Regions from separate parts of the Homo sapiens genome. Here regions 1 and 3 are each linked to region 2. A link is a contact called in ENCODE Hi-C or POLR2A ChIA-PET data. All regions are on one chromosome and are shown on one strand. The core of a region is the stretch at or near the end of the contact, and the rest is flanking DNA. Distances in the headings are between cores, read along the strand shown.

The links. A loop is a pair of places that touch in the nucleus more often than their neighbours do. ChIA-PET counts read pairs that join two places held with the same protein, here RNA polymerase II (POLR2A). Pooled maps may share reads with other maps.
Region 1: a map of endothelial cell of umbilical vein shows a loop between it and region 2 (2.2-fold over the local background). The contact joins the enhancer-like site here to the promoter of SUCLA2-AS1 in region 2. A Hi-C loop is called at or near these places in 1 of 168 maps with a recorded cell type or tissue (endothelial cell of umbilical vein) and 5 of 50 pooled maps. POLR2A ChIA-PET finds 5 or more read pairs at or near these places in 4 of 52 experiments (BJ, MCF 10A, WTC11 and 1 more).
Region 3: a loop to region 2 is called in a pooled map, with 3 times the contacts of the local background. The contact joins the promoter of MED4-AS1 here to the promoter of SUCLA2-AS1 in region 2. A Hi-C loop is called at or near these places in 6 of 50 pooled maps. POLR2A ChIA-PET finds 5 or more read pairs at or near these places in 3 of 52 experiments (CD4-positive, alpha-beta T cell, H1 and MCF 10A).

What each region holds. Positions count from the first base shown.
Region 1 is chr13:47,902,750-47,906,848 of GRCh38, forward strand. No RefSeq gene overlaps it. Among named protein-coding and RNA genes, the nearest start is that of LINC00562, 28 kb to the right of the region's middle. Within about 2 kb of position 1,487, at least 4 of the 41 ENCODE cell types and tissues checked have a DNase peak (open chromatin) inside an H3K27ac peak, as active enhancers do.
Region 2 is chr13:47,999,225-48,003,131 of GRCh38, forward strand. SUCLA2-AS1 (SUCLA2 antisense RNA 1) reads left to right here and starts at 2,181. Exons shown (of 2, transcript NR_189308.1): 1 at 2,181-2,598; 2 at 3,211-3,467. SUCLA2 (succinate-CoA ligase ADP-forming subunit beta) reads right to left here and starts at 2,049. Exons shown (of 11, transcript NM_003850.3): 1 at 1,956-2,049. The coding sequence starts at 2,045. RefSeq lists enhancers at 1,684-1,733, 1,754-1,803, 1,824-2,013, 2,390-3,589 and a silencer at 2,134-2,243.
Region 3 is chr13:48,075,347-48,079,479 of GRCh38, forward strand. It overlaps MED4-AS1 (MED4 antisense RNA 1), which reads left to right and starts at 1,791. Exons shown (of 3, transcript NR_046511.1): 1 at 1,791-2,005; 2 at 2,096-2,207. MED4 (mediator complex subunit 4) reads right to left here. Exons shown (of 7, transcript NM_014166.4): 7 at 378-1,965. The coding sequence ends at 1,793.

The sequences.
Region 1 (4,099 bases), core at 237-2,736, 97 kb before region 2:
GAGAGGCCAAGACTGTAACATACTGCAGGTACCCAAACTAAATCCTCCCTATGAAGCAGATAACAGTAAACTTTGTCCCTGGGATGTTTGGATTTGTTGAATGATAAGCAGTAAGTGTGGACACTTATCAGCGATAAGTTATAAATAAGAAAGTTCTGAAGAGGCTGAAAAGCTTATCAGACTACATGGGGAGGAGAGTTCTAGTTGTCAAAAAGACAGGTGGAAGTTTTCCTTTTTCTCTTTTTATAGAGTAAAGAGAACAATTTTTTATTTTAGGAAATCCTAGACTATCTCAGACACTTCTTTCTAGGTCTGATTTAACACCTTGAATAAGTTGGCTTCATGTCACCCATATCAAGATGGTATTTCAGAAAACAAAGACAACAGATACTGACTTTGAACACAGCATGTTGAAATGGTGAGAAAGTGTCTTGTTAAGAGAAAGGGCCAAACTCTTGAAGTTTATCAATTTGATATATCTTGGCTTAGGATTCTCAGGACTTCTCACTTACAACAGGATCTGTAATAATTCCCATTCTCTGAAGCTGAATGAAGAAGGCCATAGAAATTGCTCCATCTACAGTGCTTGCTGGAAATTAGTGCATGTGTGTCTAATATTCAGAGTAGAGCAGCATTTTGTTTGTGAATATTTATAAGCAACAACTCACATATACTTAACATTTTATATTGAAAAACTGTTTCTCAGGTAGATTAAAAATTTCTCTGCAACCTAAAATTTTAGTGCACATTTTATGATGTGAAAAGACTCAAGGATTTTTTTTTTTTTTTTTTTTTTTTTTTTTGAGACAGAGTCTCGCTCTGTCACCCAGGCTAGAGTGCAGTGGCATGATCTCTGCTCACTGCAAGCTCCGCCTCCCAGGTTCCCGCCATTCTCCTGCCTCAATCTCCTGAATAGCTGGGACTACAGGCGCCTGCCACCACGCCCGGCTAATTTTTTGTATTTTTAGTAGAGAGGGGGTTTCACCATGTTAGCCAGGATGGTCTCGATCTCCTGACCTTGTGATCCGCCCGCCTCGACCTCCCAAAGTCCTGGGATTACAGGCGTAAGCCACTGCGCCCAGCCAAGAATTGTTTAAATTAATCCATTTTAAATTAACAAAGCAAGTATTTCCTCTTTAGCATCATGAAAAACGGAGCATGCTCATATAAGAATCATAAAAATCCACCCAGCACAGGAAATGCCTTTAAAATTTGTAGGACTAAAATAGTCCTACAAATAATCGTTGACCCTCTTGCTTAATACTCTCAAATGATGGGGAGTGACTCACTAATTTATGAGGTGTCCTTGCCATCATTTGCTTTCACTTTCTACCGATCGGTACTTAGTATGTCTCAGAAGCAAAACAGAACAAGCCAGCCTTTAAATACCCTCTCAAAGATGGACAATGGCCACAGGCATCCGTCTGTCCTATCTCCTTTATATCAGACTGAACTTTTGCTATACTCCTGCTACGTTGTTTCACCTAAAGCTGCTTCCTCGCATATTTTAAGTTCAGCCTCAAGGTTTCTGGGTACATAGTGAACTGAAACCTGACTGGATGTGGAAACAGACCGGAACCTGCTCTTGGAACAAGTAGCTAAGTCTCAGCTAATCCCAGCAGCCAGACTTTGACCACTCACAGGCAGCCAACCTCTCAAACCGTGCTAAGAAGGCAAACGCGAGCTGTAAGCAACCCAGCAGTTTCCGTACCTCACTTCCGTTTTCTGTACCTCACTTCCGTCTTCTGTACCTCACTTCCGTTTTCTGTACCTCACTTCGATTTTCTGTACATCATTTTCCTTTATCTGTGCGTATATCCTTTTGAACTCCTGGCAATGCCTGAGTAACTCCGAACCTATTCGGGTTGGGAGGTGGGGGGTAGCTACTCAATTTACAAATCGTTCTTCACTCAGTTAAAATCTGTTCAATTTAATTTGTCTAAAGTTTTTTTTTTTAAACACTCCCAACAAGATATTTTTTCTAGGCCCTTTATCATCTTGAATACCTTCCTCTAATCCATGACAATCTCTCCTGAAACGCCATATTGGGAACTGAATTGGATCCAGCCCACGTTGTGGAGGAGCTTTCTGGTGGTGGGATGTGGTGTGAGCTTTCTTTAGAAACCGCTTCACACCATTGGCTACTACTTTAAAAATAGCAGAAAAACGAACTATTTTCTCTAAGATGTTATCACATCTCAATATTACACATTATTTCCATTTTTCTTTGAAGTTACACTTATTTAAGTAGTTCTATTATAGGCCAGCACTGACCTTAAATGGGTTCCATTGTAAAGGAGCTGACTGCTGGTGCTGATCAGGAAATGATTCTTTTGTTTGCAAGCAGAAAGGTCATGAGAGGGCTTTCATAGAAGACTAAAGAAAATGTCTTCCAAATTGGACATTTCCTTTTAGATGGAGGGAGGATAAGAAATGATGTGAACATCAATTTCTTACATTGGAGGAAAATAATGAGCCATGAAAAGAGGTAAAGTCACATAAAATTACATTTGTTTTGTTAATTAGGTGACACACCATGCCAAGACTGAATAAAATAAAAGGAAGGAAAAGCAACATACCATTTTTGATGCTAACTTCCTGATTCAAAGGCGAGGGACAGCTCAACCACCTGCTCACCCAGAAGATGGGCTTCAAAGAAAGATGCAGTTAGAGAGACTGGTTTTATAATTAATCTTTGGACAATGCGGTTGACATAACCTGCAAAAGACTTATAATGAGAAGCATGTTCCTGGGAGCTGGTCTGATATATATATATATATATATATATGCACACATACATACCTACATACATACACACACACACAATATATTTTAATTCAGGCCAGGTGCCATGGCTCATGCCTGTAATCCCAGCAATTTGGGAGGCCAAGGCAGGAGGATCATGTGAGGCCAGGAGTTAGAGACCAGCTTGGGCAAAATAGTGAGACCTCATCTTTACAAAAAAAAAAAAGCTAGGCACAGTGGGGCATGCTTGCACTCCCATCTACTCGGGAGACTGAGGTGGGAGGATCATGAGCTCAAGAGATCGAGGTTACAGTGAACTATGACCATGCGACTGCACTCCAGCCTGGGTGGAAAAGTGACACCCTGACCCCCCCCCAAAAAAAAAAAAATTAAAACATTCTCATTCCTTCCTTCTAGTTCTTGAATATATCTCAGCTATAACTGGTGAAACTGTAGGTAAAAGTACAAAAACTACTCTTCAAAGACAGGTAACTGACAAAACACAAGTGTGCAGCATGAAAATTAGAATGATTATTGTATCACTTCTCAGTCTTTCAGCTAAAACCAAGTACAAAATGACTGCTGTTACCTGGTCAAATAGTGTGGACTTTCCAATGATGATAACCTAGTGTGCTGTGAAAATGTTCCAGAAGAGAACTGGAAGACACCACACCCACACCCCTCACAAACAAATAGTTTCTTCTATCCAGAGAGTAGCTCCTGGTTCATGTAACTTCAGTTGAATTCTCTTAAGTTACTATTTGAGGAAATATCTTTGCCCTCTCCCCACATACATGCAAAACCACTTTTTAGCACTCCTGGGTATCTCTGAAGTTTGACAAAAACATTTCTACCCTCAGTGATTTCAACTATAATTAATAGAGCATGCTATTTGACATAGATAGTAACATGAAGTTTATGCTCTATGTCCACTCTGAGAATTCCTAGGCCATCCTGGTAGTCAGCATCTTCTCTTTCTCACAATTTTCCATTCCAAATATCACCATTCTGTCACTTTCCACTAGCTCTCAGTCACCTTCACTCTCTTCTAGGACTAGTATTTCTGGCTGTATGCCTGTACCACAACTCATTACATAAAATTTCCTGGGTCCTGGCAAACTTCATTAAAGTTAAACGAGGATTTTCCTGGTTACATCTCTGAAACCACAAATTTTAATCCCAGCTGCACATTAGAATCACTTGGAGAGCTTTTTAAAAATGTCATTGCCAAGGCCTCACCCTCAGAGATTCTGATTTAATTCAGGGATGCCCAGCACTAAGTCTCTTTTTTACTTTTCTTTTCTTTTCTTTTTTTCTTTTTTAGAGAAAGCGTTTTGCCATGTTGCCCAGGCTG
Region 2 (3,907 bases), core at 931-3,430:
TAGAAAAATCTGAATCTAAACTATATATATTCATGTTACAGCAATGTTGAATTCCTAAGTATGATCACTGCGGTTATTTGGAAGAATGTCCTTATTCTTAAAGACATATGCTGAAATATCTATTTTCAACGAAGGTACACTAGGCTAAAGATACCAAGAAATTGGAGGAGGGTCAGAGAACTTAAACAAATGTTTAAAACAGGCCGGGTGCGGTGGCTCAAGCTTGTAATCCCAGCACTTTAGGAGGCCGAGGCGGGAGGATCACGAGGTCAGGAGATCGAGACCGTCCTGGCTAACACGGTGAAACCCCGTCTTTACTAAAAATACAAAAAATTAGCCGGACGTGGTGGCAGGCGCCTGCAGTCCCAGCTACTAGGGAGGCTGAGGCAGGAGAATGGCATGAACCCGGGAGGCGGAGCTTGCAGTGAGCCAAGATCGCGCCACTGCACTCCAGCCTGGGCGACAGAGCAAGACTCCGTCTCAAGGAAAAAAAAAAAAAAATGTGGAAAACAAATTGCTAAATTAAATGTGTGACCTTGAACGAGTTTCTTAAGACTCCGTACTTCTATGTCCTCATCTACAAAAGCAAAGGGTTGGACTAAGGTCCTTCCAAACTCTAGAGCTGCATTTCTTAATACCAGGGTAGAAGACAGCAACTGTTATAAAGAAAATAATATTGGAAATTTCCATAAGGAGAAATGAAGGCTTTTAAATGAACTTCCAAAAAGATAAAGATTTTGACTAGAATGAAAACGTATTTGTCACTAAATTCCCCATTTTCTAAAAACTAAATAGCACTCTTCTAAGATTCATAAGAAGGAAGTTCAAGGTCAAAAAGTCACTTCTATCGGGAAGCAAACTCACAGAACTCACTACCCCTAGGCTGAAAGTATGAACAACTTCAATAAAAATGAAAAAAAAAAAAAAAGGTAGGGGCGGGAGGGCCCTAAATCAATTCATACTATGACATGTATGAAGAGTTACTTCAGAAAAAAACCCAAAACTCTGGAATTGACTTAGGACACCAATAATGCCCTTCCACAGTTTTTTGTTGTCAAAGTTGGAAGGAAGATGTTTGTTTTCGAAGTTGTGGAGCCAACTCAAGTACACGGCTTTAGAACCAGACACCTCTGGGATTAAATCTCAGCTTTGATCTTACCTCCTATATGACCTAGTCCAAATTACTTGTTCTCTTAACCATAATATGTTCAACAATGATGCAGGTGTTGAATGACTTCCTCACAGTTGCTGAAAAACCTGAGAAACTACACGTAAAGCGCTTAGCACATTACCTGGCACACATCAAATATTCAAAACAAGGCCAGTAACTATTATGCTATAGCCTATCCAGAAATAAGGCTATACAAAAGATTATTTTCTTACCTCTCCAACTGGTTAGGTAGAAAACATAATCTTATTACTGCTATTAACAAGTAGAACAGTATACAACTACTTGGAGGAGAGGGGAAACTTCCCTACCTTGCCCCACAAAAGGCAAGTCAGTAAGCACCGCTGGTCCTCTGACATTCCCACCTATGACAGCTCCCAAGAAACACAAAAGTACTTTTGAAGGGCATTCCCCCCTGCCCAAAAAGGGGCGGCGCAAGTCTCAGCCCACCGTGCCAGACGCCGGAATGGCAGCAGAAAATGTCCTGACCCCCTCACCTCCACTCAGAGCCCACCTGCTCCCGCCCATCTCTTAGAAACTGCAGGAGCAGCCACGGCCGGGCCGCCGGGGATCCTCGCGGACTAAGGGCTGGGTCAGAGCCGCGCAAACATGGGCTCGCTCGTAGTCCTGGCGAGCAGCACTCCCAGGCAAGTCGCCCGAGGGCCTTGCAGGGCACCCAGAAAATGTCACTGCCGGCGAAGTGACCCCGAGCCGGGCCACGGGACCCCTCACACCTCACCCTTTCTCCTGCCGACCCTCGAGACGACAGCGGACTGGAAGGCATTACCTGAGCAGCAGCCCGCTGGGCCGTCCGAGGCCGGTGGTTCCGAAGGGTGGCCACGGCCACTAGCCTGCCGTAGAACATGGAGGCCGCCATTTCTGAGTCGGACCCCGTCCCCTCGGCGCCGCGCGCAGGCGCACAGGCGACAGGCGGCCCAAGGCGCAGCCTCTCTGCAGCGCTCACCTACGCCCCGCCTCGCGCCACCCGTTGGGGGCGGGGCCTCGGGTTAACACTGCAGCCGCTAGACCAGCTCCCTGGCGGGCGCGGAGCAAGCTTTGACCTTTGGAACTGGGCACCGCAGCCCCAATATCTGCCCTGCGGTCAGAGCAACCTGAACACTTCCTAGTGAATTGCAATGTAAAGGTGACCAGCGCCGCCACTTGGGTGATCTTAACTTCTCTCAGCCTCAGTTGCCTCATCTGTAAAATGTGTTTCATTCAAGAAATGATTACCCAGTGTCTACTTCGTGCTAAACAGCCTTGAGCCCTTGGCCTACAGCAATGAATAAAACCATTTGTGATGCTCAAAGAGAAGATGGTCGGTGTAACGCGCTTGTGATGCTCAAAGAGAAGATGGTCGGTGTCATGCGCTTCTGATGCTCAAAGAGATCGGTGTCACGCGCATCCGTGTGAAGACACCGCCAAACAGGGTGTGAGCAATAAGGCTGTTTATTTTAACTGGGTGCAGGCGGGCTGAGTCCGAAAAGAGAGTCAGCAAAGGGAGATAGGGGTGGGGCTGTTTTATAGGATTTGGATGGGTAGCGGAAAATTACAAAGGGGGTTTTTCTCTTACGGGCAGGGGCGGGGGTCACAAGGTGCTCAGTGGGGGAGGTTCTGAGCCAGGAGAAGGAATTTCACAAGGTTAATCACTCAGTTAAGGTGGGGCAGGAACAAATCACAATGGTGGAATGTCATCAGTTAAGGCAGGAACCGGCCAATTTCCCTTCTTTTGTGATTCTTCACTTGCTTCAGGCCATCTGGATGTACACGTGCAGGCTTGGGCTCAGAGGCCTGACAGTCGGCCACTAGTTACCAAAGCTGGTGGCAGGCTGGAGTCTCCAGGGAAGCTATTGATTGATTGATTGACTGATTGACAGGGTCTTGGTCTGTCACCCAGGCTGGAGTGCAGTGACGCGATCACAGCTCACTGCAGCCTCAACCTCCCATGCTCAAGGGATCCTCCCACCTCAGCCTCTGGAGTAGTTTGGGACCACAGATGTGTGTCACCAGGCTTGGTTGATTTTTTTATTTTATTTTTTTAGGGACAGAATCTCTCTATGTTGCCCAGGCTGGTCTCCAACTCGTGGGTTCAAGCGATCCTCCTGCCTCAGTCTCCCAAAGTGCTGGGATGACAGGTGTGGGCAACCACACCCAGCCAAGGATCTGGTTTTTGAAAAGATAAATAAATTTAACAAACCTCCAGCAAGACTGCAAAGAAAAAAGAAAAAGAGAAGACACAAATTACCAATGTGAGGAACATACCAGGGAATATAATTACAGAACCTTCAGACACCAAAAAGGAATGCCATAAATAACACCACATAACATAAATTTGACAACTTTGACAAGATGAGCGAATTCTTCAGAAGGCACAAATTACTACAAATAACCTAATATGAAAAGGTAATTTAAATAGTCCTCTAACTAGAGAAAATTGTAATTGTAATTTTTAAACTAAAAAAAAAAAAAACCTGAGATCTCCAGGCCCAAAAGCTTTCACTGATGAATTCTATAAAATGTTTACACAAGAATTAACACCAATTCCATACAGCCTCTTCCAGAAGATAGAAGAGGAAGGAACAGTTGCCAATGTACTGTATGAAGTTAGAATCACCCCACTACCAAAGCCAGCAAAAGACCGTACAAAAAGAAAAAAATACCAACACTTCTCATGAATATTGATGGAAAAATCCATAGCAAAATATTAGCAAATATAATTCAGAAATATATAAAAAGAAT
Region 3 (4,133 bases), core at 541-3,040, 76 kb after region 2:
AATATGGGACAGGTAGGCAGAAGAGCATCACAGTAATGCAGAATGAGAAACACTCACCAACCAGGGGCCTGGAGCAGGACCAAGGGCGGCCTCTAAAACCTGGAAGACACAGGGGACAGATTCTCCCCTATGGCCTCCAGGAAGGAATGCAGCCCTGCTCACACCTTGATTTTAGGTGAGACCCACTTCACATTTGTGATGTACAAAACTAAGATAAATTTGTGTTGTTTTGAGCCAAGTTTGTGGTAATTTGTTACGGCAGCAACTGAAAACTAATACAGTATTAAAGAATTTGAAAAACACAATCCTTTTGAATCTACCCTAAAGATTTGGTGATAAAAACAGGCAGTTACATTATGGCACATACCACAATAAAATTTTAGCCATTAAAGTAAATCTTTCAAGAATGTATACACATGGATCAATATTCCTAGTATACGGACAAGGCAAGGTTAAAATTAGATATTGTGTTAGTCCATTCCTAAAAATAACCCTGGAGGGAAAGACATTCAAACATTGTATGTCCTTAATTCTAGATGGTGAAAATATAAGATTAATCTCCTATTTTCCAATTTTTCTAGAGATCGAAAATAATCAAAAGGAAAAAATGATGGAAAAATGGAATTCTCAGTTCATTTGAAGAATACAGATTAGCAATTAAAAAATACAGCAGTATCTCAGGAAATAAACATTATTCTCATTTTACAAAAAAGTGTATGTGAACTTTAAAAAAATCTACACTACAATATGAATTGATATTATCTCTGGGTAGAATGCTAACAATTTTATTTTCTCCTTTACTGTATTCACTAAATGTTTCACATTAAATGTTGTATTACCTTTGAAATCAGAAGATACATTGTCTAAAACTGATACATCAAGAAATAGTTGTATAAGCATATTACCTAAACACAGAGGTTACCAACAGAAATTAAAAGTGGTTAAAAATGACTCCTGGGGAACTGTAAGAAGAGGAAGGTGAAGGGAAGAAATGGTTGCTTTCCATTCTAAATCTTCACACAATCTATTCTTAAAATCAGACAAGGCTGTGGTAAATTTTTTCAATTATTAAAAAAAATTATTTCTTCTAATAGGAATAGGCCTTTGAGAACCCTATTAATTGTAATAGGTTTCAATTCAGTTAGTCACTCAAGTATTATAAAATGCAACTGGATTTACAGAAATAATTTCCTACCTACACTGACAGTATATTTAAACTAAAAAAAAAGCATACAATGTACAAACAAATTTATTTACAAAAATTACAATTACAAACTGTACAAATTGAGACAATTTCCCATGCCTCCAACAGAAGCCAAGAGCCTTTACTGTCAAATGGCAGTTTTTGTTACTTTTAAATGACACACAAAAAGAAATATGATGCCTATTCAGTCATCCACTGCCAGTTTAAAAATGCTTTTCTAAATAATTCCAAGAAGCCTATTAGTGATATGTATATGGATAATTTCCCTCAACTCTATTTCTAGAATGGCTATGTACAAATCCAGCAAAACTGGAACAGAACAGGGTAAGAAAGCACATAGCAACTGCTTTTTCAACAGTAAATTTTGACTATTCCCCTAAATATCTACCTAGTGGCTTAAAACTAAAACTATGGTCTTTGGCTTTAAAAAGAAAGTCAAAAAATTTTGACTTTTAATGACTGCACAATTCTACCAAAGCCAGTGTTTACCTGGGTATTTTTTGTCACCTGTAGTTTACATTTCCCTGCTACTGTTAAAGAAACAGAATTCTACAGTATTCAATTCTGTATATTGTCTTTTAAGGTTTTTCAATCAGACTCACTACTACTGCTTGAGGAGTCCGTTGACATAATCTCTACATCATCTTCATTTTCTTTATTATGCCCAGGAGGTTCCAACAAAAAGTCACTACTATGATTTGGTGGTAACATATTCATCGACATGTCATTTGACTGCCATGGATACTGTGGAGCAAGGACATCTGGAGAAAAAAAGAAGCATAGATAAGAACAGCTCTATCTGTAATTAATCTAGTTCTTACTTTTCCCTTTATGCAACAATTTGAAGTATTTTTTTTAATTTTACTTTTTTCTCTTCTTTTTTTGACACAGGGTCTCATTCTGTCACCCAGGCTTGAGTGCAGTGGCACGAATACATCACTGAAGCCCTGACCTAGGCTCAAGCAATCCTCCTGCCTCAGCCTCCTGAGTAACTGGGTTACAGGTATGTGCCACCATGCTTGAGTACTTTTTAAAGTTTTTGTAGAGATGAGGTCTCACTATGTTAACCAGGCTGGTCTCCAACTCCTGGGCTCAAGCTATCCTGCTACCTCAGCCTCCCAAAGTGTTGGGATTACAGGCATAAGCTATTGTGCCAATTTTTTTAAGACTAGGAAAAAAATACACATTTAGCCAAATTAATAAAAATCAAATTTATCAAGGAAAAGTTGATATTTTAGCAACTGGGGACTTTTTTAAAAAAATCATACTACTCTGTAAGAAACTATTTAGTCAGTTGACATAATTTTTCTTTTGTAAGACATTTGTAATTACAAATTTTTCCTGTATCTATGTATCTATTATATGCATATATAATACATACTTATGTATACTAGGTTATGTAGATTATTCTACATATTATAAACAAGTAATAGGTACTTTAGTATTATAATAGATTTGAATGATTTCTTGATAGAGGAACTGCTATTGTAAGTGACTCTCATCAAAGAGAGGTTGATTAGCAATGTATGCATATGAAATACCTTAAAAAAGGGCCCAAGTTACATTTAAAGTCTGTATTTCTGAAGCAAAGGGACAGAGCACATAAACAGGTATAGTTCAAGACTCAAATAAAGAAGGCAGATTTTTAAAGGGTCAAAAGAAAGAGTTATGGTATTAACTAGAAAGGTATGCCAGTTAGCCTCAAATCTACCCTTCTCTCTGGCCCCTGAAACCATTTCTCCTTTGCCAGCTGCCACAATTAAGTTTTGTCAGTAGAGGGCACAGGTGGGACTCCACTAGCAAACAAGTTTCACTTCCTGGATCAGGTGGTTTTGTCTCCTTTACTGCTGTGATGCCTGGTTGGTGTGCAGGACATTAAGTGGTGTTCACCACAGCAACTTTCGGTGGCGCCTCTAAAGGTGGTTTCCTAGCAGGTTTCACCAGAATCCCAAAGGGCAGCTTCCCAGCAAGTCTCCCTGGAACCCCAGTGGGTAATTTCCTGCTTGCCAGCTCTGGCCTCTGATGCCTCATCTAACTTCTCTGCCATGGAGTGGGCCACATTACACTGCACCCTCTCCAATGACAGCACCATGATATGAGAGTATCGGCCTTGGGATGGAGCTGGGGAAGACTGTTTTTAGGTCTGTCCCTTCCTTGGTCCAAAATGTGGCAGTGACTCCCCATATCTGTTTTTCCTGTACTTTTAAAACATGAGAAATATGAGGTGATATCCAAGGATATCACAGTTGAGTTCCCCTGGTTGTACTTTAGGTAGCTAACAAAAATGATGCATACAAAGCATTATTAATGACACAGGGACAGCCTTATGATGTAACATTAAGCAAAAAATGTATAGGGGAAAAAAGGAAACAGGCTAAAATATTTAAAGTGACTGCCTCAGAAAGGGTATATTTTTTTCCTTTTTTAAATGCCTTTTTCTACTTCCCAAATGTTCTACCACATCAAAACAAAAGTCACCTACAAACTATAAAAGATGAGGAATAATATAAAACAAATATATATAAAAATAGCACAAACCTATGAAAAACTTGAGGAAAACTGAAGCTCAGAATGAACTGGGTCTCACAGAAATACTATTTTATAAAGTTATAAAAGTTTATAAAAAGCTATTGTTATTCATTTTGTTAACTTGGGGGTTGTTCAGGAGTGTGTTCACTTTATTCCGTAAACTATCTTACTCTATTTACATAGCATGTTTCACAATTATAAAAAAGCTATGTTTAGAGCAATAATTTAAAAAGAGAGGCCAAATGCCTGAGGAAGACAGTGTAATATTTACAAATAAGAGAAAGGCAGCTTGTTCTAATTTCATACCTCCCTCAAGGAGAATCTTTAGAGCAGAATAAACCGGCAAAGAATCTAGCTATTACAATGAACTGGGTCTGAGAGGCAGGCACACTGGCTCACA